Regions from separate parts of the Homo sapiens genome. Here regions 1 and 2 are each linked to region 3. A link is a contact called in ENCODE Hi-C or POLR2A ChIA-PET data. All regions are on one chromosome and are shown on one strand. The core of a region is the stretch at or near the end of the contact, and the rest is flanking DNA. Distances in the headings are between cores, read along the strand shown. Region 1 overlaps LOC101928911 (a long non-coding RNA gene). Region 2 overlaps LOC101928911 (a long non-coding RNA gene). Region 3 holds the start of ZNF292 (zinc finger protein 292).

The links. A loop is a pair of places that touch in the nucleus more often than their neighbours do. ChIA-PET counts read pairs that join two places held with the same protein, here RNA polymerase II (POLR2A). Pooled maps may share reads with other maps.
Region 1: a pooled map shows a loop between it and region 3 (7-fold over the local background). The contact joins the enhancer-like site here to the promoter of ZNF292 in region 3. A Hi-C loop is called at or near these places in 5 of 37 single-sample maps with no recorded cell type and 6 of 50 pooled maps.
Region 2: a loop to region 3 is called in a pooled map, with 5 times the contacts of the local background. The contact joins the enhancer-like site here to the promoter of ZNF292 in region 3. A Hi-C loop is called at or near these places in 1 of 168 maps with a recorded cell type or tissue (HCT116), 10 of 37 single-sample maps with no recorded cell type and 10 of 50 pooled maps. POLR2A ChIA-PET finds 5 or more read pairs at or near these places in 1 of 52 experiments (GM12878).

What each region holds. Positions count from the first base shown.
Region 1 is chr6:87,903,473-87,907,062 of GRCh38, forward strand. All of the region lies in intron 2 of LOC101928911 (a long non-coding RNA gene), which reads left to right. Among named protein-coding and RNA genes, the nearest start is that of SPACA1, 140 kb to the right of the region's middle. RefSeq lists an enhancer at 1,732-1,981. Within about 2 kb of position 1,824, at least 2 of the 41 ENCODE cell types and tissues checked have a DNase peak (open chromatin) inside an H3K27ac peak, as active enhancers do.
Region 2 is chr6:87,795,209-87,799,332 of GRCh38, forward strand. The region is part of intron 2 of LOC101928911 (a long non-coding RNA gene); the gene reads left to right. Among named protein-coding and RNA genes, the nearest start is that of AKIRIN2, 95 kb to the left of the region's middle. RefSeq lists enhancers at 663-1,164, 1,165-1,664, 1,619-1,718, 3,516-4,017. Within about 2 kb of position 1,444, at least 5 of the 41 ENCODE cell types and tissues checked have a DNase peak (open chromatin) inside an H3K27ac peak, as active enhancers do; they include GM12878, where a contact is called at or near this core.
Region 3 is chr6:87,154,014-87,157,641 of GRCh38, forward strand. ZNF292 (zinc finger protein 292) reads left to right here and starts at 1,552. Exons shown (of 8, transcript NM_015021.3): 1 at 1,552-1,746. The coding sequence starts at 1,579. It overlaps LOC124901355 (translation initiation factor IF-2-like), which reads right to left and starts at 1,234. Exons shown (of 2, transcript XM_047419630.1): 1 at 963-1,234. RefSeq lists enhancers at 1,090-1,249, 1,520-1,859, 2,371-2,978.

The DNA of each region.
Region 1 (3,590 bases), core at 574-3,073, 750 kb after region 3:
GGGCCACCTTCCCTTTGGTTTCCATGGTGACGCACGGAGGTCTTCCACATGTAATTAGTCTAAGGATCTTGATTCGTTCCATCGCCTCTCACTGACCGTTCGAGTGCTGCGCTGCAGTGTTATTAGCAAGGCTGAGAAAACTCAATTTGTTTTCTTTCTTCCTCCACTTATGTGATTATAGTTAACATCAGTTTTCTTATATCTCTGAGGAATAAGTAACGGTCGCGAAACTGCAGACTTTTGAGAGATGACAGTAACTTAGACATTGTTTCAGCCAGTCTTTAGATGGGAAAACTGAGTCCCAGAGAAATTAAGAAACTTGTCCAAGATAACAAAATAAATTAATGGCAGAGCTGACTAGAAACTTGGTTTACTAACTCTACATCTGGTGCTTTTTTTCTCATTTTGGTGGCAGCTAAAATCTCAGAGTCTCTGAAAATTATTCAAACAGTTCCTGTTCCCCAGTCCACCTGCCCCCTTGAAATACATCCTCGGTTCCCTGTTTCCCTAGACCTTTCCTGGGCCACACCAGCCCTGGTTGGTTGTCTTGCTCAGTGCAGTGACAGGGTGAATTATTTCTGCATTCTTGAATGTAGCAAAACTTATCTACTTGAACCTCAGGTCACCAAATATAAAGCAATTTTGAACTGAAGGGGTTGTGGATACTTTAAGTCTCTGTGGGAATACAGGAGCTCACAATTCTTATTCTCAGCTTCCTCAAACAAAGGCTCAAGGAACAGTCCTCATTACTTTTCAGAGGTTGGGGGAGGGTTAAGGTCAGGAAGAGGTTGCTGAGTTTACAGTCTCATCCTGTCTCCCTCCTCCTATTGACAAGTCATCAGGATGGTTTATAGATTACTGCCTTACTTTAAGGCCTGTTTGTTGATGTTTGCAGACATTTATCCAATCTCAAGAAACTCAAGGGACCTGATTTCAACTTCAAATTATATATTATCCATATTTGGGATGGAATGGGCAATTTTAATAGAGAAACCCTATCAATCAGGCCAGGGAATAAATAGGAGGGCTTTGATTTATATACTGTGTTGAAATCATCTATATTGATTTAAAATTTTTAAAGTTCCTATGAATGTAATATTTTAACCTGAATATGATTCTTAACAATCCCCTCTCCTCAAATTGTATTCTTCTATTTTTTTTAACCTTTGGTGAAATATTAACTTACTGTACCATGCATTGATAATGTCCCCAGAGGTTAGCCAGGAGAAATATCAGCGTGTCCTTGGAGAGCTTGTCTATCCTGATGAGAACAAAAATTCTAGGACAAAAAGGCTCAATTCCTGAAATAATTACAGTAACTTCAGAAAGGAAATTAAGTATCTATTGAAAGATACACTTAGTAGAATAGTGACTTTTCCTACACATTTAAAATTTAGATACTATATTCAGGAAAAGGGAATTTACCAGGGTTTTTGGATGCAAATGATGAGAAATTAGTTAGTATCTGCAAGCCTGTAAGTACAATATAGTTTTGTACTTATGTAATTAGAGCTGTTTGTGAATCACTCTAATGTCACGTCTGATAGCTATAGTCCTTCAAAGGGGTATTTACATTAAGCCTGATGATAGGTACAGGCATGGAGACAATGAAATTCATTTTATCTATTGTAACATGCAGCCAGTAAATTAGCTTCCCTTTAACTTATGCTACGAAATGATGCTATTTAGTTTATGTGCATTATTCTTGGACTTCTGCATTCCTGGGAAAAGGTTGTCAAAGGTTGTATTAGCTGTGCAGTGAGGCAGCACAGCATGTCCAGGCACATACTCAGGTTAAAACCCTGCTGTACACATCTGCTGTCATTACCCTTTGCATCTTTGCTGATAATTTTTAAGAACCAAAACTGTATGTTGCTATTTTTAGTCCACTTACTTTCTGTTGAGGGTGATGGTCATTATTCTGACATTTCGTGACATATATGTCCACCCCCTGCTCCCCTGCATCAAAATAGATATGTTTTCATACCTACCACACAATCCAGCTGGGCTCAATTTGCATTTAGTTCTCTGGGGAGAGTTAATAATTTTATTTTCAAAAGGTCACTTGCTGACACACAACCTATAAAATAGTTAGCTACCCAAGATTCTTTTCACTCATTCCTCAAATACTTGGTTTAGTTTGGTCTTTTTAATTCACTACTGAAAATCCATTGCCTCTAGGAATTTCAATATTGCATTACAGCATAACAAACTATCCAATATCACTAATGGCCTATTTAGGAATGAAATGCTTTTTTTTTTTCTGGTTTTAAGCAATTTCTAATTTTGAAGGGGATCAGGCACCATCTACAAGGATAGAGTTAATAGCTCCCTGAAGGGACACATCACTAGCCAGGTCATAAAAATCATGCATGCTTTGCTCTTTCAGCCATAAGGCAAGAGGAAAACAAATACGCCTATTTTCCCTCTGCATTACCTTTGTGGTCTGAGGATGTTTGAAAAATTACAGCCATTATATTATTATTATTATTGTTATTTTTTACAATGTTTCTGAAATATGCATTTTTATTCATGTTTATCTATTTATATCTGGTATTTATCTATTTATGTCCTTTCCTCAAGAATTTACTCTCTAAGATGTCTTCTTTCAAAATCATATCCAAAACAGAACGCAAGTGCTGGGATGAATATAATATATACCATTTGAGAATTTGCCAGGCGTAACTATTAACTGGAAGATTCAAGCAAAGAACTAGTTAGTAAGGGAAGAAATTACTCAACATATTTGTTTTGGCTGCTCACATCAATCAGATTTGTGAGATAATAGCTTTAATTCCTTGTGATGAAACACACCAATCCTTTTCTGTATTACAAATGTACCCCAGTTTGACTAAGACAAAAATCAATCTAAATGCAGTGCATTTGCTTTGTCATTGTAAATGGTGCTTGGGTAATGAGCCCCTCAGGGATGGACGGGAGAGAACAGAGCAGTAGAGGAGGAAACAGGAGTGGGTGGGCTAAGGGCAAGGTTTATGATCCAACCTAGAAATCAGGAGGGAAGACATTGGGAAAACATTTCAGTATTCGAAGAGAGGGCCAGACAGTGAGGTGAAGAAGACCCAACAGAACTGGACTTAAGGTGGGGAGGGGGAAAGATGTCATAAAGGTGTTTAGGATGCTCCCCCTATGGGGCTGCAGGCACAGGGAGAGGTGTGTATCGTTAAGTGGCTGCAGGGAAGCACCTTGGATTCAAATCCAAGGTCTTCACCTGAAACCTAAGCAGATTTGGAAAGAACTTAATTGTTCTTAAGAGGAAAGGAGCTAGTGTTTTTTGAGCTCTTCCAAATGGGCCTGGCCTTCCACAGATGTCATCTCATTTAATTCCGCACAGCATCCCTATGAAGTAAATTACAATAATAATAGCTAACATCCTTTACACGCTTAGTATGTGCCTGGCACAGCACACTAAGTGCTCGTTTTGCATTGCCTCTTCCTAACAGCCCTTTCTAATTGAGGAAACAGATTTGAAGATGGGGGTAATTTACTCAAGGAATTTAAATCCAAATATGTTTGGATCCAGGAGCTGGAATTGACATCCAAATATGTTTGATCCAAAGCCTAGACTTTCT
Region 2 (4,124 bases), core at 194-2,693, 640 kb after region 3:
GGCCACTTCTCTATTGTCTATGGGTTAATGCCAGCCCTGTTAGGGACTATCCAGTGAATTAAAAAAGCCCTGCCAACCCCAGGCGAGGGTTGGGAAGCAGTGTTAGTAGCACCTGGGGGTCTGGGGATGACTCATCGCACAGGTATCATTAACCCCCATTCATTCACTCGTTAATGAAGAAATAAGAGCAGGAATTTGGCAGAGGGACAGTTCTAGACTCAAGTCCATCTCTCACTCTAACTGGCTCAGTGATCTTAAGCAGGCATCTAACTTTTTTGAGCCTCCGTTTCTTTACCATTTCTATAAAATGGTAATAATAACACCTTGGAGGCTGGTTTTACGAGTTAAATATGATCATATACATTAAGCATATGTATAGTAACTGGTACAGCTTAGAGATTAAGGCATGCTAATTCCCTTTCTTCTTCTCTACAAACATTTGGAGGAGCTACTGACTACAAGGCATTATGCCAGGCAGGGAGGAAACAAAGGTAAATCCATTGTACACGGATTATGTCCTCTGGGAGCCTGCAGCCCAGTAATGGAGGAGATAAAGTCAATGGTAAGTGCACAGATAGTTACAACACAAGACAGAGAGCGTGAGGTACCATGAGAGGTGGAACCAAGATTGCAACGGGAAGGCCATGTCTATGCCCTATGTGTCTGCTTGTGAACTGACCTTCTTCATGGTTGGCAGTGCCCCTTACTGGATTAAAGGATGTTCTATGTTGTTTGTTACAACATGTTGGTGTCTTTAATTTGGAAGTTAAAAGAAAAAATAACAGAAAGGAGTTTTTGCTTCTATGAGGAAGGGGTACTTTATCAAAATTACCCAACACCATCCCTGAACTACGGGTGAGGACAAACCTGGCTCCCCCAATCTTTGCTGGAGAGCCGAAGCCTCTTCGGGTCCCATTGGGTCCAAGTGCAGCAGAACCTGGCTCTTTGGATCAGCGACATTAATCTGCTTTGTTTTATCTGCGGTGTCACAAAGTTTAGTTGAATGATCTGATAGAAAGTACAAACCGGCCGGGTGCAGTGGCTCACACCTCTAATCCTAGCACTTTGGGAGGCCGAGGTGGGCGGATTGCCTGAGCTCAGGGTTTTGAGACCAGCCTGAGCAACATGGTGAAACCCCCTCTCTACTAAAAGACAAGAGAAACTAGCCGGGCATGGCGGCGTGTGCCTGTAGTCCCAGCTACTCAGGAGGCTGAGGCAGGAGAATTACTTGAAACCGGGAGGCGGAGGTTGCAGTGAGCCGAGATCGCACCACTGCACCACTCCAGCCTGGGCAACAGAGCGAGACTCCGTCTCTAAAAAAAAAAGAAAGTACAAACCACAGCCTGACTCTGAGAATAACTGGGAGGAATCCCCTGCTGTCACACACTGGGAATCAGAGCGGCACATCCTGCCCTTGCAGGGCCCTGAGGCTCTAAAAGCAACATGTTCCAATTGGAAGCATATATTCTGCAAGGGTTTGTCTCCAGGCAGCGCTACAGCCTCCTCTTCTGGCACCATAGAGACTGTTGCTTCTGTCAGGATTTCTGGCACCAGCAAAAGTGAAAGGGAACAGGACCAACTACGCTTCCCTGAGCAAGGTGGATCTTCTGGGCAGCACCTTGGTGAGAATACACACCACTGAGCAGCCTAGACTGGTGCTGATTAGGTGAAGGGTGGGCGGCCAGAAGGACAGATTTTCATGTGTGTGTGTGTGTGTGTGTGTGTGTGTGTGAGTGAGAAACATAACTCAATGCTTCATCTCCCCTGCCTACATTACATTCACACTTTGTGAATCTGACAGCCTGTGGGTTTGGGCTGTATTTGCAGCTTTATTAGGCATTGCAGCAACTGAACAGGCTTTTCTTCTTCTTCCTTTTTTTTTTTTTTCTTTGAAACTACAGTTTCCCCTAGCTTGTGTTAAAATTCTCAGACTTTTCTTTTTTTAACCCCCTCCCCTTTTTAAAAGTTGTGAAATATGGTAGAGTGACTGAAAAGATTAGAGAATAAATGTACAGCAGAATGAAGGGAACACCCTGATGACTATCATTCTGATCAAGAATAGAGCATCTCTAGCTCCCAGAACACATCCCTCCTCCATACACCCCTTCCCTGTCACACCCCCACTCTGCCCCGATTTTACTTTTTCTTCCATTTAAAGATGTGTATGTATGTATGTATTTATTTATATTTATTATTATTTTTTTAAAGTGGAGATTCGCTTTTTGCCCAGGCTGGAGTGCAATGGCATGATCTCGACTCACTGCAACCTCCACCTCCTGGGTCCAAATGATTCTTCTCCCTCAGCCTCCTGAGTAGCTGGGTTTACAGGCACGCACCACCATGTCCGGCTAATTTTGTATTTTTGGTAGAGATGGGGTTTCACCATGTTGGCCAGGCTGGTCTCGAAGTCCTGACCTCAGGTGATCCACCCCCCTCAGCCTCCCAAAGTGCTGGGATTACAGTCATGAGCCACTGTGCCCGGCCTTGAATTTTTTATACAGTTAAAATGCATGTCCATTTTTGGGAAAAAATACATAAAATACAGACTATTGATGAAAAATATATCACCCATGATTTTTCCTTGCCCAGGGTCATGTTAACATTTTGTGAAATATCCTACAACACATTTAAATATGTATTTATGCTTTCTATAATTAAAAATGGACCACATGAGAAATGTTTTCAATAATATTTGGTGAAAATATTTGCATCTCCATATAGCTCTGCTGCAAGGTATTTGGTAAGATCCAAATATCTGGGTGTGCTACTAGAAACCATTTTTATAAATAATGTTGAAATGAACAGGTTTGTGTATAGATCTTGAAGTACCCAGCTGATAACTTCCTTGAGATCAAAAGGAAATTCGTGGATCAACCAGCGTGCATTTTTATAAGACATTTAATTCACATTGCCAACTTGCTGTATGAGCCCATTTATATAAATTTCAAAACACTCAAGGCTAAATTACAGTGTTTCTAGGTGAATAGTTAGGTTACAAAAGTAATGGAAATGATGTACCAATTCACCCTCCCACTAGAATTGTACAAGAATGCCTCTTTTCCTACATCTTTGCTAACATTGGGTATCATTAATTTTTTTTCACAGAAAGTCTTTTAGTTTCTTCTGAAGGAGTGAAGCCCTTGTCCTCCCTGATTTTAATGTAATTGTTTCTTTGCTTCTCTTTTATGCTTTTGCTGCCTAACTATTCACCCTAGAAACATTATAATTTAGTCTTGCATGTTTTTAAATTTATATAAATGAGATTATGTAGCATTTATTATTTTACTCCTGGCTTCTTTCATCCATTATTATGCCTGTTAAATACATCTATGTGGTCACATGGAGCTGTGTCATGTCCATTTTCATGGATATATATTATTCCATTGTTAGAACACCCAGCAATGTATTCATTCTATTGTTGCTGGACATTTTAGCTGTTTCTAGCTTTTGACTCCTATCAAGAATGCTGCTGAGAACCTTCTTATACAGGTTTCCTGTGCACAAGCTTTTTTTAAAAGGACAGCTGTGATTCCACTTTATGTCACTGGGAACTGGAGCCTTTTGGTAACAATGAGATGCAGGGATCTAACTGTGTATTCAGGATGCTGCTCTAGCCCATTTCCTGCTTGCCACGGGGTATGTGGATGGGGCTGGAGGTCATTCTTATTAAAATTCTTCCTAAAAATCAAGGCAGAAAGAAGCAAGAACTTTCTGGGCAAGATAAAGGGGACAACTTGAAAGGGTACTGAACTGGAGATCAAAGAGCCCTTCATGCTGCTGGCTTTTGATGTTAGCATTAACTGCACACACTGTGGTCATTAATTAACTTGTGTTCAGAGCTTGCTGCATTCCCCCACCTACTGTCTCCTAATCAGCAACCCTCCACTCAAGGCCAACATCATCATTATCAAGTTCTGGGACTTGATGTGAGGGTGCCTTTGGCTGCTGTGGGCACTCGGTGCTGCTGGAACAGCCCTGGGGAAGAGCTTTGAAGCACACTTACAGAGGCTGTAAAATCTGAGAAAGTTGGGACCAGAAGTCCTGCCTGCTGGATCATGACAGGCAGACTCCATGGCTTTTACAGGCTTGTTGGAGAAAGTGGAGTTTCGATGAAACATAAGTGG
Region 3 (3,628 bases), core at 302-2,801:
GTAATATTAACTGATACTGTTTTTCATAAGGGGTTTAACTGTGCCTGGTCACCTTATATAATGCCGCTTTAAAAACATCACCATCACTGATGCGTTATAAAACATTTATTCTGGACAACATAGTATGTAGAACACTTTCCATTAATTACTAGAAATCTTTTGAAGAGGACGCTGCCCACAATGGGAAGTATTTTTATTTTAGATCCTTGTACTAAAAAAATATACTTCACTCAGAGTAAATGAAAAGACTGGGTGCCTCATCAATATCATTGTTTCTAAATTTCTGTAGACTATTCAGTTGCAAGAGAGATAGGTCTTTTGTCTAATGCTCTAACGGTAAAAAAAATATTAGTTTTATTAAGAACTTTAGGGTTAAGCTCTTGGATTTTTGTAGCACCTCTTCTACTCTTTTGTTCAAGTGCCAAGTATTAATTCTTTTCAGCTTGTAAGTAAAATGTGGTTCAGAATGCTACCTCTATTTGTAGCATTAGGAAAAAAAAATGCTGTAGATATTTATAATAATTCTCGACAATATTGTTTTATTTTAGCATCAATTTCCTCTCCTCCGTTATGATTTTTAATGGAGTCCTTATTGGTGTTTTTTTTTTCCTTGACCTACTTTCTTTTCAATAGCTTTCATATATAGCCTGTTGTCATTGTTGGTGATTTCTGTAGAGTGTAGTAGAGTCTAAATCACGGTGAAACAGAGTAGTTAGTTATCACTTATTCTAGAAATGTTTTCGTGGTTTAAAAGTCATCTGGTCTGTTCATATTCTGACTTCTTTTAAACTATGCTTTTCATGAATTTGCTCCGTTCTCCAGACTGAGGATTGAACCTCATTCTGCTCTGACCCAATTGTTCTTTTCCTTTGTTGCCTCCACCCCCTAGAGAATGTGTTTCCAGGGGACAGGCGTTCTTGGTGCTGAAGAGGAGGAGAGTCAAGTGAGACGAGATCTGGTACCTCACGCACTAGATCCCTCCTCTCCGGCCTGGTGAGAAGTCAGAGACAATTTTGACAGTTCATAGTCCTGCCTTGGCTCTCACGCTTGCGGTCCATGGGCGGGTTTTACCTTCTCTCTCTTCCTCTGCTTCTGGCCTGCTTACAGGCCAACAGCAAATGCAGCCATTGCCCGAGACCACTCAGAACTCTCCCTGTGCCATCCTCTTGGGGAACAGGAGGATATGTCCGTAGAAGACTTCGTGGACTGGGGAAAGCCACGCCGGGATCGGGACGCCGGAGAGGGTCGCCCCTCCCTAGGCTTTTTCCCGTCGCGGCGCCCACGTGACCGAGAGCAGGCCTTCACCAGCCCGCCCCTTTCGGCCGCTGCTGCCCACTTCCCGCTCGGGGTAAGTAAACCGCCGTTTTCCGCACCGCCCCAACCCCGCCCTTCTCCTTTCCCCTTGCCTTCACCTCCCTCGGGCTCTCTCGCGCCACTCTCCCCACCCCCATATCTTCCCCATCGGGCCCTTTGTACGTGCTCGGCGCCGTGCAAGCGCGCCCGGCACGTGACCCCGCCGAACGTGGCATTGTGTTATCACGTGACCCAGGTGCGTACGCGACGGAGCGGGGTGTGAAGATGGCGGACGAAGAGGCCGAGCAGGAGAGGTTGAGTTGCGGCGAAGGCGGCTGCGTCGCGGAGCTGCAGCGCCTGGGCGAGCGGCTCCAGGAGCTGGAGCTACAGCTGCGGGAGAGCCGGGTACCGGCCGTGGAAGCGGCCACCGACTACTGTCAGCAGCTGTGCCAGGTGAGGGCGCCCGGTGGTCCCCTCCCCCTTTCCCCAGCTAGAGGGGGAAGAGGGCGAGCGAGCGCTAGGCGGCCGAGAGGTGGTCGCCGCTTCCTTGGCATCATCGGCGCCTCCGCCTGGGTGGGAGCGGGAGTAGAAGGAAGGCGCCTTTGTGTGGCTGCAGTTGTGGCGGTTGTTGTCGTCTGCAGCTCCTGGCTGGGGGAAGGGAGTTGCGGTCAAGGCGGAAAATCCCCCCTCCCCTTTCCTTCCCTGAACTCGGGACTGCGCGGTCCCCGCGGCTGAGGAAATGTACACGGTGCGGATTGGAGAGAGTAGGAGAATGGAGGCCAGGTTCTCTTCCTCCTCCTCCTTTTATTGTGCACTGGGGATTACCGCGCCTCCCGCCTCTGCGCCTCTGCTTCCCACTCCGACGGGCCTCCGCCCCCACTGGTTTGATTCCTTTGCCTTCCCCTGCTTTCATCCGTCCCGCCCCCCAGCCCCGGCCCTGTCCTGGCTGTCTCCGGGCCTTTGTTGTTCGAGTTTCGCCTTAGGACTGAAGGGGCCTTTGTTGATGTTCGGAGGAGCAGTCCCCGCCGACCCCTTCTAGTTGAGCTAGACGTTCGGGAGGGGGTGCTTGGCGGAGGTTGTCCCCTCCTGCCCATACTTGCTTGCTTGGTGCATCACTTCTGTGGTAAAGCTTTATCTCCTTAGTGTAGAGGAGCTGTGCCTGTACATCTGTCTCAGGTTGAGTGTCCTTTTGGGGCGGTTTTTCCAGAGTCCGTTTCTCATTTGCTTTCGCCCTTCGAGGAGTATGATTTCCACTATCCTTTCTGTCCCGATCACCCCCTCACCCCTGTTTCTTGGAGTCCTTCCTATTTGGCTTCCTGATGAAGTGGGAGAAGACTGAGGTTCATGTGGATCTGTGCTTTGGGTAGTTTCAAATCTTTTCTTTGCTTGCCCAAGGGCACTGCTCACCAGTGACTGCATTCTAACCAGAATTTGGAATGTTAATAACACTGTTTGCTAGTGATGAAAATCATTTCATCCATGGTGAAAATCGGAGAGTTTGGGACTACATTTGCACTTCATTACGAGCCTTACACTTAGGTTTAAAATTTCAAGGTAGTGTTGCTGGCTCTGGTGAAGACTTTGATTTGATTGTCTTGAGGAGGAAAAAGAAGACACAATTTACACAGGTCATATTTAGAGTTAACTTGTGAGTGTATCATTACAGAGAATTCGTTTTGGAAAAATACTGATCTTAACGTAGAACAATGGTTGACCATTTTAGCTGAGTAGATTACATTTTCACTTATTTTTTAGCTTCCAAATATTGAAATATTTTCTTTATTATGTCGGGGATACGTGATCACATACAAAAGAATCTCCGTTGCTGTATGCACTTTATTGTCACAAATTATTTGATGGCTGTTCATAATCTTAAAAACAAAAACTGTGAGATCAAGTGGTGACGTCTAGGAGGATGTGCAATGTGAAAGCTCCCTACTTAGGTAAATAGGTCTGGTGAGTACCTGTGGCAAAATTAAAGTCTCATTCCTTTGAATTTTAATATTTAAAAATTGTTGAAATTTCTCAGTTTCTCTACTTTGCAGTACCCACTCATTCTTAATTGGTCTTTAAAGATTTATTTTAGAGATAAAAAAATTTCTCTAAGATACCCATAATAGGAAGTATTTCATTTGTAAGTCGAATCAGTTTTTATATAATAATCAGTGAAAACTATTAAAGTCTAGCTTTGCTGAAAGACATTTTCCCCTAATAGTGTCCACTGATAGTTTTAAGGCTAATTACTGTAAATTCTTTTTTTGTCAGCAGTATTTGTAAGCAGGATTAATAATTCTGGGAAAATAGAATCTCATGCAAGCTGGACTCCCCCCCGCTT